Regions from separate parts of the Homo sapiens genome. Here region 2 is linked to region 1. Evidence: chromatin contacts called from ENCODE Hi-C data. All regions are on one chromosome and are shown on one strand. The core of a region is the stretch at or near the end of the contact, and the rest is flanking DNA. Distances in the headings are between cores, read along the strand shown. Region 1 overlaps PIK3R5 (phosphoinositide-3-kinase regulatory subunit 5). Region 2 overlaps STX8 (syntaxin 8).

Evidence for each region. A loop is a pair of places that touch in the nucleus more often than their neighbours do. Pooled maps may share reads with other maps.
Region 2: a pooled map shows a loop between it and region 1 (4-fold over the local background). The contact joins two enhancer-like sites. A Hi-C loop is called at or near these places in 2 of 37 single-sample maps with no recorded cell type and 3 of 50 pooled maps.

What each region holds. Positions count from the first base shown.
Region 1 is chr17:8,923,115-8,930,200 of GRCh38, forward strand. All of the region lies in intron 1 of PIK3R5 (phosphoinositide-3-kinase regulatory subunit 5), which reads right to left. Among named protein-coding and RNA genes, the nearest start is that of PIK3R5, 39 kb to the right of the region's middle. Within about 2 kb of position 2,882, at least 3 of the 41 ENCODE cell types and tissues checked have a DNase peak (open chromatin) inside an H3K27ac peak, as active enhancers do.
Region 2 is chr17:9,428,307-9,435,139 of GRCh38, forward strand. The region is part of intron 6 of STX8 (syntaxin 8); the gene reads right to left. Among named protein-coding and RNA genes, the nearest start is that of STX8, 140 kb to the right of the region's middle. Within about 2 kb of position 3,490, at least 3 of the 41 ENCODE cell types and tissues checked have a DNase peak (open chromatin) inside an H3K27ac peak, as active enhancers do.

The sequences.
Region 1 (7,086 bases), core at 1,632-4,131:
TGAAGCACATGATCTCATTTATTTTGAGCCACTCTAGGACACTCTGAACTTGCAGAGATGAGGAAGTTCAGCTCCTGTTGGCTAAAAGACTTTCCCAAGGACATACGGATAGCACAGAGAGGATTCGAACTAAGGTCTCTCTGGTCCACTCTACCCAGGTACAGTACCGAAAAGACAACAGGATGTACAATGTCACCTTTTCATATAATAATTTTAATAATAGCAGCTAATAGGAATTGAAAGCTTACTATGTGGCAGGCACCGTTCTAGGTGTTTCTATGAATTAAGTCATTAAATCCATGTGAGGTAGACACTCCTTACCCCCATTTTACAGATGAGGAGACTGCGGTACAGAGTATTCTCTCAGCTGGTAAATGAAGTATGCTGTAGGCAATTTAGCTTCCCCATGCAAGTAAGAGCAGCTATACTGGAGCCAGGGGTGGGCAAACTGAAATTACTGCCAAGCTGGGAAACCAGAGGAAGACTATAACAATAAAACAAGCAATAAGCTCCAGGCAGCAACCGAATTCTTTGGGCACCTGGGCTAAACCTTGGGCACTTACACGGGAGACTGTTTAATCCTACCACCTTTAAATATGGAGCCCATCTTAATGGTTAGACAATGTGCACAGGAGAATAAAGCAGCAAATGAATGTAAATGTAAAAACTCAAGAAAGGCCAATTACACATATATTGGCAGCTTTCTGGTTTTTCTGGATGTGGAAAAAGATTGCAGTTGTGACATTGCACCCTTCCCTTCCCTTCCCCTCCCCTCCCCTCCCCTCCCCTCCCCTTCCCTTCCCTTTTCAAGACAGGGTCTTGCTCTGCCTCCCAGGCCAGAGCGCAGTGGTGTGATCATACCTCACTGCAGCCTTCTGGGTGTGGAAAAAGATTGCAGTTGTGACATTGCAGCCTTCCCTTCCCTTCCCTCCCCTCCCCTCCCCCCCTCCCCTCCCTTCCCCTTCCCTTCCCTTTCCTTTTCAAGACAGGGTCTTGCTCTGCCTCCCAGGCTGGAGTGCAGTGGTGTGATCATACCTCACTGCAGCCTTGACCTCCTGGGCTCAAGCGATCCTCCTGCCTCAGCCTCTCAAGTAGCTGGAACTACAGGCACATGTCACAATGCCTGGCTAATTTTTTTTTTTTTTTGTAGAGGTGGGGTTTCACCATGTTGCCAGGCTGATCTTGAACTCCTGAGCTCAAGCAATCTGCTGGCTTCAGCCTCCCAAAGTGCTGGGATTACAGGCGTGAGCCACCTGCAGCCTGACACAGGCTGCTCACTTTCTACAGGTAGAATCATTTCTAGTTTGTAAGACAGATATGAATATTTCATAGTTTTGGGCAAGGAAGATTTTTCTCCTTCCAGAGCACTGTGACTTCTAGATGCTTTACTATCAGAATAAGTTTGGGGTAGACTGGTCCAATCCATTATCTTTTCCCTTGCACAGCTTTTCTTCTCTTCCAGAGTGATAAACCATTTACCACCCCGTCTTCTCTCCATTAATCCAACAGCAGGTCATTGTTCTCAGACACGGGCACATCTTCACTAGTCTCCTTTTTACTCTCTTTGAACTCCTGCCCAATTATGCAAGAAAAATCTCTCAAATTCTCCCCCTCCATCCCATTCATGAATATGCTTTAGAGCGAAACCTCTCTAACAAGAAAACAGATACTCATCAGGTTTGTGGACAGAACTGAAATCAGACACTCCTCCCGATACTTGGCCAGGTGTGGTTTTTACAACTTTTTATGAAACAAACGCTGATGTCAAGAGTCCCGTTTAGCCCAGTCTAGAACTCTCTAGATCTCTAATGGACAACTTACTATGACATTAGGGCATCAGGCACTGATGCAGTCTCTCCCAACTTCTCACCAAATATACCAGATAGATAGTTAGATAGTAGATGGATAGATAGATAGATAGTAGATGAATAGATAGATAGATAGTAGATGGATAGATGGATAGATAGATAGTGGATAGATAGAAAGTAGATGGATAGATAGATAGTAGATGGATAGATAGATAGTAGATGAATAGATAGCTAGATAGTAGATGGATAGATGGGTAGATAGATAGACAGAAAGTAGATGGATAGATAGATAGATAGTAGATGGATAGATAGATAGTAGATGGGTAGATAGATAGATGGTTAGCTAGTAGATGATAGATAGTAGATGGATAGATAGATAGATAGTAGATGGATAGATAGTAGATGGATAGACAGTAGATTGATAGATAGATGGATTGATAGATAGTAGATGGATAGATAGATAGATAGTAGATGGAGAGATAGTAGATGGATAGGTAGATAGTAGATGGAGAGATAGATAGTAGATGGATAGATAGTAGATGGATGATAGATAGATAGTAGATGGATAGATAGTAGATGGATAGATAGTAGATGGATAGATAGATAGATAGTAGATAGATAGTAGATGGATAGATAGATAGATAGAGAAAAAAGGAACACACATGCATACAATCCAAACTGAAACCAACACTGACAAGCCAGAATGAGGGATTGACATTATGTCTAAATCAGATGGAAATGGATTAAGAAAATCCAGGCTTAGGTTCAGGCCAAAATCTCTATAATAAGTGGGTACAGCTTGCATCATGGCTGAGTACATTTTGGTCCCCAAGTGGGTGTGCACTTTTTCCTTGGATGCTTCATCCCCTTTTGTCTTTTCCTTTAATGCAGATAGATGCATCACATTCACTGAGATGGAGAAGTTTGGGGAGAGGACAATTTGGGAGAGGAAAACAAGAGTCCTGCTTTGTCCGAGTTCTATCCCCTTCAGACCCCAATGGAGAGGTCTGGGCTACAGCTCTCTATTTGGGAGTTCACATGGTGCTGTGGTCACTGAGGCTGTGAACCATGTGAAGCGAGAAGAGTGAGGAGAACACCTCCAGTGTTAAGAGGTGGCACCGGAAGTATCACAAAAAGACACTGAGAAGATGCAGCTCATGAGCAGGAGGAGAACACGATGTGACAGGATCCAAAACAAGCATGTTTCAAGGAGGGAGTGAGGAATGCCACTGCAAGGTCTACAGCATGAGGGCAGAGAAGTGGCCACTGGATCTGGTGACATGGAGGGTTTGAGTGACCATGAAAGAACAAGTGCAGGAAGAAAAGACCAAATGGAATGGGCTAAGGAGAGAGAAGTGACAGAGAGGCAACTGCTTTGGGAAGCTTTGCTCAGAAGAGCTGGGTTTATGAAATGCCCCAGGATCCAAAAGAACCCTAAGGTTCTTCCAGTTTGAAAAAAAATGTCTATATCGATGTCAAAAGAAAAACTACCCGTATTAGTCCATTTTCATGCTGCTGATAAAGACATACCTGAGACTGGGAAGAAAAATAGGTTTAATTGGACTTACAGTTCCACACGGCTAGGGAGGCCTCAGAATCATAGCAGGAGGCAAAAGGCACGTCTTACATGGCAGCAGCCAGAGAAAAATGAGGAAGATGCAAAAGTAAAACCCCTGATAGAACCATCAAATCACGTGAGACTTATTCACTACCACAAGAACAGTATGGGGGAAACTGCCCCCATGATTCAGATTATCTCCCACCAGGTCCCTCCCACAACACATGGGAATTATGGGAGTACAATTGGAGATGAGATTTGGGTGGGGACACGGAGCCAAACCATGTCACTACCCAACATGGTTACACGTCCAAATGCTAACAGAAATTATATCTGGGAGGTAAAAATAGGAATAATTTTTATTTTTTATTAAACATTTTTCATAATATATATTTTATGCCTTGTTTTTTATCACATAGATAACAGAGGTTATATATATATAAATTAAAAAATGGTGCTGGGTAAGTGGAGTAGATATGCTTTTCCCTATTCCATTTGAAATACAACTACAAGCCCTGAACAATATATATAAAACTAACATAAGAGACCCTGAAAGAGAGAGAGAAGGCACACAGGCTAGGGACCCTGGGGACAAGGAATGGCATGGGTGAGTTCCCTGGCTTCTCTTTTTGCCTTATAGATTCCAGACTTGGAGCTGAACAGCCAGCAATCTGAAAAAATGGGTGCAGATTTAAAATAAAGCCCTCACAAAAGCCTGCTCTCTCTAGCCAAAGCCTGAGGAAAGAGGCAACTTAGCAAGACAGACACTTTTAGACAATACCTGCTCTATTCCAGCCAAACTCCACAGGGAAAATTGTGGTGCCACCTCCACCAGCAAAAGCCAGTTAATCGGCTTAGACTTCCACCCTGGCCAGGCCGTAATGAGGTTCCCCAAATCCCCTGCCATGGCCACTGTCTGAAGAAGCCAAGTAGATAGCCAGGTCTTTTATCTCCATTAGCGGTAATTAGCCCCCTCCCACTCCACAGTGTTAGTGGACACCAGTGAGGAGCCTGGACTTCCACCCCCACCAGACAGTAAAGAGACACCTCCATGATAAGATGATGTCAGAGGAAGCCTAGCAGGGAGTCAAGACTTTTACCACTGCCCAGAAGTAATGAGGTCATCCCCTCTGCTGTGGTGGCATTGTAGCTGTAAGGAGGCACTCCTACCGTTTCTAGCCAGAGACGTATCAGTGGAGGCCTGTTAGAACTTAGATATGTTTTTTTTTGGTCCCACCAAGTCTCATGTTGAAATCTGATCTCCAGTGTTGGAGGTGGTGCCTGGTGAGAGGTCTTTGGATGGTTGGAGCCAATCTCTCTGAATGGCTTGGTGTCATTCTCATGGGAGTGAGTGAGTACTCACTCTTCATTCCTGAGAACTGGTTGGGAACCAGCTTAGTTCCCCTGAGAGCCTGGCACCTTCCCCCTGCACCCAGTTTCCCACCATGTGATTTCTTCACACCAGCTCCTTTTAACCTTCCACCATGACTGCATGTGGCTTGAGGCTCTCACCAGATGCAGATGTTGATGCCATGCTTCTTGTACAGCCTGCGGAACTGTGAGCCAAATAAACCTCTTTTATTTATAAATGACTCAGCCTTGGGTATCCTTTATAGCAGCACAAACAAAGACAAAACCTAATAGGTAGCTGGAACTCCCACTCTACCCCTTAGTAATGTCAGACAAAAGGTCTAACATTCATGTGATTGGAGTACCAGTGGGAGAGGAGAAAGAAGGCCGGGCTGAAAAACTACTTGAAGAAATAATCACTTAAAACTTGGCAATGGAGGCTGAGTGTGGAACCTGAAGAGGAGAACCTCCTGGGAGAGGAGAAAGAAGGCAGGGCTGAAAAAGTACTTGAATAAATAATCACATAAAACTTGTCAAATTTGGCAAAATATATAAAACTACAGTTTTAAGAGGCTGTGTGAACCATAAACAGGATAAAGCCAAGAAATACACACCAAGACATCTCATAGTCAAAATTCTGAAAACTAAAGACAAAGAAAAAATCTTGAAAGGATCAAGAGAGAAACAACACCTTATCTTAGATGAAATATAATTTGAATGACAGTGTACTTTTCATCAAAAATTATGAATGCTAGAAGGAAGTGGAATAACATATTCTAATTGCTGAAGGACAAGCACTGTCAGCCTAGAGTCCAATATCCAGCAAAAATATCCTTCAGGAATGAAGAGGAAATCAAGATACTCTCAGAGGGAGAAAAACTGAAATAATTTGTCACCAGCATCCCTACTCTAGAAGAATGGCCAAAGGAAATTCTCTAAACAGAAAAAAGGATAATAAAAGAAAGAAATCTTGGAACATCAGGAAGAAATAATAAGAAAGGGAAAAATCTGGGTAAATACAATAGATTTTCCTTCTCCTCTTGAGTTTTCTAAGTTATCTTAGATGGCTGAATAAAAAATAACACAGTCTGATGTAGCATTAAATGTATGCTGAGTAAATATTTAAGACAATCATATTATAAATGGAGGCAGGTAAAGGGAAATAAAGGGAGGTACAGTTCACTAGGACTGGTAAAATGATAACAGTGGACTGTGATAAGTAACAATATATGCAGTGACCATTCAAAAAGCTATACAAATAGATATATATAAAAGCATTACAGATAAAATAAAAAATGAATTCTAAAGAATGTTCAGTTAGTCCATAGGAAAAAATGCAAAACCAATAACAAAATAGCAGACTTGAGCCCTAACATATCAGTAATTACATTATATTTAAATGGACTAAATAAGCCAATTAAAAGACAGAGATTTGTAGTGAATTATAAAACATAACCCAACCATTTGCTGTCTACAAGAAACTCACTTTATATATAAATATATAGACAAATTAAAAGTAAAAGGGTGGGAAAATATATATCGTGCAAGCATTAATTAAAAGAAAGCAGCAATGGCTATATTAATATCAGATAAAGTGGAGCTCAGAGCAAAGAGAATTACCAGAAGCAGAGAGGGACATTATATAATGACATAAGGTCAATTCACTAAAAGACACAGCAAACCTAAATGTGTTCACACCAAAAAGATATGTGAAGCAAAAACTGAGAGAACAGAAAGAAAACATAGACAAACTCATAATTATAAGTGGGGACTGCCACAGTGGAATGCTATACAGCCAAAAAAAGAGAACAAAATCATGTCCTTTGCAGCAGCATGGATGAAGCTGGAGGCCATTATCTCAAGGAAATTAAGGCAGAAACAGAAAACTGAATACCACATGTTCTCACTTTTAAGTGGGAGCTAGGCTATGGGTTTGCAAAGAAATACAGAGTTGTATAACGGACATTGGAGACTCAGAATGGGGGAGACATGGAAGGGGGTGAGGGATGAAAAACCAACTACTGGGTACAATGTACACTACTCAGATGGTGGATCCACTAAAATCCCAGACTTAACAACTATACAATTCATTCATGTAACCAAAAACCACCTGTACCCCAAAAGCGATCGAATTTAAAAACAGTAAAAAACAAGAAATAATCGGAGACTTCAGCATCCTTCTCTCAACCACTGATAGAACAACTGTAAAGAAAATCAGCAAGGATGCATAAGAATTCAACAACACTATCAGTCAACAGGATCTAATAAACATGTTAGAGCACTCCACCTAACAACAGCAGAATACACATTTTTTTCAAGTACTTACGGAACATAAACTAAGATAGATCATATCTTGGGCCTTAAAACAAC
Region 2 (6,833 bases), core at 2,240-4,739, 510 kb after region 1:
CTCGGCTCACTGCAAGCTCCGCCTCCCGGGTTCATGCCATTCTCCTGCCTCAGCCTCCCGAGTAGCTGGGACTACAGGTACCCGCCACCACGCCCGGCTAATTTTTTGTATTTTTAGTAGAGACGGGGTTTCACCGTGTTAGCCAGGATGGTCTTGATCTCCTGACCTTGTGATCCACCCGCCTTGGCCTCCCAAAGTGCTGGGATTACAGGCGTAAGCCACCCCGTCCGGCAAAGAAATGATTCTTAATCTCTCTTGAGGTGTGTTCACCCTGAGTGGATCAGTCTGATTTCTGGACAAGCCCTGTCTGATAGAAATGTAATGTGAACCATGTCTGTAATTATGAAAAAGTAAAAAGGAACAATGGCATATTTTATTTAACCCAATATAGCCAAATATTACCATTTCAGTATGTAATCAATATAGAAATTATTGGCAAGATATTTTGAATCTTTTTTTCTGGCACCATATCTTCCAAGTTCAGTGTTACCTTGTACTTACAGTACATCTTAATTCAGACTAGCCACATTATAAGAGCTCAATAGCTACAAGTGGCCTGTGGCTACTATAGTGGACAACACCGGTCTATTCAGAGGCTCTGTTGATAGCAAAGTGTCATATTTCTAGAGACACATAATTGAAAGAAAATGCAACCAATGAGGCACAAAACATGTTTTTCAAGTTCATAGCCCCATATTTCATGAAAGGGTACCTTTGACTTGGTCAGTTTCAGTGCAAACATATTAATCCTTAATTACCCAGAAGATTCAGTTAACCAGAACATCCCAATCCCTTACTATATACTCAGTGGGGTTTTTAAAACAGTTTTATTGAGACATAATTCACCTGCCACAAATTTACCCATTTAAACTGTATAATTACATAGTTTTTGGAATGTTATACTATTAATTTTTTAAAATTGTTTTGAGATATATATATCTAAAATGGCAAAATGGCACATTTTGTTTTATATATTATATATAAAATATATAAATACATTATTTATATATTTTTATTATATATTTTATATACATATATTTATATATAATATATAATAAATATTTATATATAACATATATTTATATATTATAAATATATAAATATATGTAAATAGGCCAGGCACGGTGGCTCACACACCTGTAATCCCAGCACTTTGGGAGGCCTAGGCAGGCGGATCATGAGGTCAGGAGATCAAGACCATCCTGGCTAACACGGTGAAACCCCATCTCTACTAAAGGTACAAAAAATTAGCCGGGCGTGGTGGCGGGCACCTGTAGTCCCAGCTACTCGGGAGGCTGAGGCAGGAGAATGGCGTGAACCCAGGAGGCGGAGCTTGCAGTGAGCTGAGATCGCGTCACTGCACTCCAGCCTGGGCGACAGTGCAAGACTCCATCTCAAAAAAATATATATTATATATTTTATATTATATTATATATTATATATATTATATTTTATATATTATATATAACATATATATTTTATATATTATATATAACATATATATTTTATATATTATATATTATATATATTATATATAATATATAATATATATTATATATATTATATATTATATAGAATATATTATATATAATATATTATATATTATATATAATATATATAATATATATTATATAGAATATATTATATATAATATATATATTATATATTATATAGAATATATTATATATAATATATATATTATATATTATATATTATATATAATATATTCTATAGAATATATATATTCTATATAATATATATATTCTATATAATATATATATTCTATATAATATATATATTTTATATATAAATAAATATAAATATAAAATATATATAATTTATATATAAAATATAAAATATATATAATTTATATATAAATAAAATATAAATTATATATAATTTATATATAAATAAAATATATATTATATATAAAACAATTTGCCATTTTAAAGTATATAATTCTGTGGCATTAATTACACTAACAGTGTGGTATAACCACCACCACTTATCTATTTCCAAAACTTTAAAATTATCTCAAACAGCAACTCTAACCATTATGTAATAATTCCCCATTTCCCCCTGCCCCTAGCCTCGGTAACCTCTAATCTACTTTCTTTCTCTGTGAATTTGCCTATCCTAGATATTCCATATAAGTGAAATCATACAATATTTGTCTTTTTGTATCTGGCTTATTTCACTGAATGTCTTCCAGGTTCATATATGTAATCGCATATATCAAAACTTCATTCTTTTTATGGCTGAATAATAGACCATTTTAAGTACATACTACAACTTGTTTACACATTCATCTGTTGACGGACAGTTGGGCTCAGTGGTTTTGGCTTTTTTTTTTTTTTTTTTGAGACAGAGTCTCGCTCTGTTGCCCAGGATGGAGTGCAGTGGCGTGATCTTGGCTCACTGCAACCTCTGCCTCCCAGGCTCAAGTGATTCTCCTGCCTCAACCTCCCAAGTAGCTGGGACTACAGGCGACCGCCACCATGCCTGGCTAATTTTTTGTATTTTTAGTAGAGACGGGATTTCACCATGTTAGCCAGGATGGTCTCAATCTCCTGACCTCGTGATCCACCCGCCTCGGCCTCCCAAAGTGCTGGGATTACAGGCGTGAGCCACTGCCCCCGGCCTTTGGCTTGTTTTTTAATAAATCATGAGTTGCTGAGCATCTCATTGGGTAGCAGGGGTTTTTTTGTTGTTGTTGTTTTGGTTTTTTTTTAGTAGAGATGGGGTTTCACCATGTTGGCCAGGATGGTCTCCATCTCCTGACCTCGTGATCCACCTGCCTTGGTCTCCCAAAGTGCTGGGATTACAGGTGTAAGCCACTGCGCCCAGCCTTTGGCTTGTTTTTTAATAAACCATGAGTTGCTGAGCATCTCATTGGGTAGTAGCATTTTTGTTGTTGTTGTTTTATTTTTCTGTTTTTTTTTTTAGTAGAGATGGGGTATCACCATGTTGGCCAGGATGGTCTCGATCTCCTGACCTCGTGATCCACCTGCCTCGGCCTCCCAAAGTGCTGGGATTACAGGTGTGAGCCACTGCGCCTGGCCTTTGGCTCATTTTTTAATAAATTATGAGTTGCTGAGCATCTCATTGGGTAGCAGGGTTTTTGTTGTTGTTGTTGTTGTTGTTTTGTTTTTTTTGTTTTTTTGTTTTTTAGTAGAGATGGGGTTTCACCATGTTGGCCAGGATGGTCTCGATCTCTTGACCTTGTGATCCACCTGCCTCGGCCTCTGAAAGTGCTGGGATTACAGGCGTGAGCCACCGCGGCTGGCCAAGGGCAGCAGGTTTAAAGGAAGAGAGAACACAGTCATGACACTGGTGCTGTGGCTGAATTCTAGAAGGTAGTCCTCTTCCCAATTTTACTAACTGAGAAAAGTAACAAGGTAAGGCTCACTTGTTTAAGAACAGCAGGTTAGCAACAACATAGTGCCAAACGTTCTGACATTAACATCATGGTGTTAAGACCACGAGTGCTGTACTGTCTCCAAATACAGGTCAAGGCTATGCTTGCAGAGCTTTCCCAGAAACCTCCCTTCCTTTTCCTTTCTGAAGTCAGAGTGTTCCTAGGACAACATTTTGGTTCATAAAACATTTTGTAATGCTGTGACTATCTCAGCATACAGGATACCCCTCTCACTTCAATCTCCTTGTTTTCTAATAAAATCAAACATTTCAAAAATGGCATTAATGTAATGGATGAAAGAGTTACACTTCACCATCATTTTAAGTTAAAAAGAAGTATTTGAAAAAATAAATTCTGATTCTAATGCTCGTTCTTGAAAGTTTGCTTCAAGCAGGAAAACAACTGCTTTTCAGATTCTCTTTTTCACCTGGCTTTTTTTTTTAAGTTCTTAAGTAAAAATAAAAAAGTTCCAATTGATTTTGTAAGTTTTGTGATGGTAAAACAAGATGTGGAGCAAACATTTCAGAATACCAAACAGAGTTAATTAATTCCAGTATAAGCTCCTCACATACGGCCAGAGCTTGCAAGCAGATGTGCTGGCTAAATATCTCAGGTCAATCTTAGCACATTATTGAAAGTAACCTCCCATTCCTCAGAAAAGTCTGGCCTGCAGCTTACAAACTAGAGCAAACAACTTAGACACATGGAAAAGTAGAATTTAACATCTCCCGATTTCCACTCTCCATTTATTTCCAAACCTTCCATCTAAATCGGAAGAAAAAAAAAATGCCCTCTAGTCACACATAGGCCACACTAAAGTATTAGCCACTAAAATAAAAGATGAGGAAGCAATTTTAAATGCAGTCACCACAAATGTGTTTTGGGAACTTTCACCTTGTCTCTCATAAACTAGAAAGTGTACTTCATGTTCCTTTTGGTTTCGAATGAGCAAGGCATTTCAACTATTAACATTTCATTTCCACCACGTGTCTGTTTCAGAGCTAGCAGCTGGCCTATTTATTTTGCTAGCTGGTGATAGAATTAAATACAGAGTCTTTGAAAACATTTACAAGCTTTCCCTCTAACCTTCTGTGTACTTTCCAAATTAGGCTACTTTGATTGTTATTAGCTAAAGGTTTACGTACTGGAATACTAACACTGTTACCTTCAGAGTAAATTGTTTATAGCTCAGGTGCAGTTTAGAACATTTTCCTCCATGGAATACTCTTGAGATTGAGGAGAAGAAAGTTGAACTGGTTCACTCTGGATCAACAAGTTTCCTTTGTGAGTCAAACAATATTAAGGCCACACAGATATGGATGCAGTCAGGGAAACCAGTTGTGAAAATAGTTCTAGTCCTCTACAAAACCACAGGCTTCCTTTGTGAGCTCCCAAATGCTTTATAATCTCAAAATCACCATCGTCATAATGCACTCCTAAGATTTATTCTTTGACACTAGCGTTTTGATGTGGAAGACAAGGCATACGCCTGGACCCCAGGCCAGTGTGGGTTCAAATCACGTCTCCTTCACTTATGATGAGCTAGACGGTCTTAACCAAATAACCCAAGTCTTTAGTTTCAAAATCAGCAAAACGGAAATAGTAATTTCCACTTCATAGCTTTGTCGTGAGCACTTGCATTGCACAGATGCTCAATTAGTGGTTTGGGATGAAATCAAAGATCCTTCATCACTATAAGCTTTTCTCAATCTCTTCGGCCCACAATATCACTCATGAAAAGCATCCATTCATTCTTTCATTCAGTCAAAAACTACCTATTGGCCCTACTGGAGATAAGAAGTTCCTCCTCCATAGATTGTGATGATGGTTTCATGGATGTACACCTATCTCCAAACTCATCATGTTGTAGGCATTAAATATTACCATTTTTTGTATGTGGGGGAAAAAAGAATGGGAAAAAATGTGGCCCCTTCTCTTAAGGAATACACAGAGTACTTCAGGGGGTCACAGATATTAAAACGGGGGAAGGGAGGGTGGGAATCCAAAAGAGTGAAAACTCTAGCTGCTCCACAGAGTATTGTGAGGACCCAGAGAAATGGGCCAACTCTTCCTAGGAAAGTGAGGAAGAGTTTAATGGGGAAGATGATATTTGAACTACGGTTGTGTGTGTCTTTTAGGTAAGAAAGATGCTCTTCTTGAGCATCATAAGCAAGGAGAACAGCACAGAAGAAGGTAAGGAGTGGTGAGATGGATTGCTGTAGTCAGTGCAGCTACAGAAGAGATGATGCTGCCTAGGGGGTAAAACGGGCTTTAGTATGTCAGGATCTTTTTTTTTTGAGACGGAGGCTCACTCTATCGCCTAGGCTGGAGTGCACTGGCGCAATCTCGGCTCACTGCAACCTCCGCCTCCCAGGTTCAAGCAATTCTCCTGCCTCAGCCTCCTGAGTAGCTGGGATTACAGACAGGTGCTACCATGCCCGGCTAATTTTTTGTATTTTTAGTACAGACAGGGTTTCACCATATTAGCCAGGAGGGTCTCGATCTCTGGACCTCGTGATCCGCCGGCCTCAGCCTCCCAAAGTGCTGGGATTACAGGCGTGAGCCACTGCGCCCAGCCAGTATGTCAGGATCTTAAAGTTGCTATTTCATCCTCAATGTGACAAGAAGCCACTAGAGGATTTTAGCATGAAAACAACACAATCAGATTTGTTTTTAAGAAACTAATTGCGTTAGCAGAGGGGAAGACAGAGTGGAACACTAAAGGACTTGTGGCAGGAAACCCAGCTAGGTATAGCCATAGTTCCAAGGCAGAGAAGACAGGGTCTGGGATCAAAGCAAATTAAGGCAGCAGAGGTGGGAAGAAAAATGTGAGAGACAGTTTCAGAGGTGAAATCAACTGAATTCAGTGACTGGCTGCAGATGTCTAACTGATATAGGGCAGGCAGGCTTAGCCTGGGAGGGTTCTTGGCTTCACCCAGGAAAGAATTCAAGGGTGAGCCAGAGGTGAGCGGCAGTGTGCAGCAGAGGTACTGTTCCTTGTAGAGCAGGGCTAACTCATAGGCAGTGTGTCCAGAGCAGCAGCATATGGGCTGTTGGCTAGCTGTATTTATATCTACTTTTAGTTGCATGCAAATGAAGAGGTGGGTTATTTAGACCTTTTAGAAAAGGGGTGGGGCATTTCTAGATGCATAGAAGATAACTTTCAGGTCATTCCCATGGCATGTTGCCACGGCATTTGTAAACTGCCATGGCACTGCTGGGAGTGCCTTTATGTTAATGAGCAGTGAGGGCAACTGGAGGTCACTTTCATCACCATTTGCTGGTTTCAGCTGGCTTCTTCACTGCACGCCCTGTTTTGACCACATCTTTCTCCAATCAGTGGGTTGTGACTGGTGCTCAGAAAACAAGTCCTGCTGATCTCCTACCTCATAACCTTGAAAATAAGTTGGAGGGT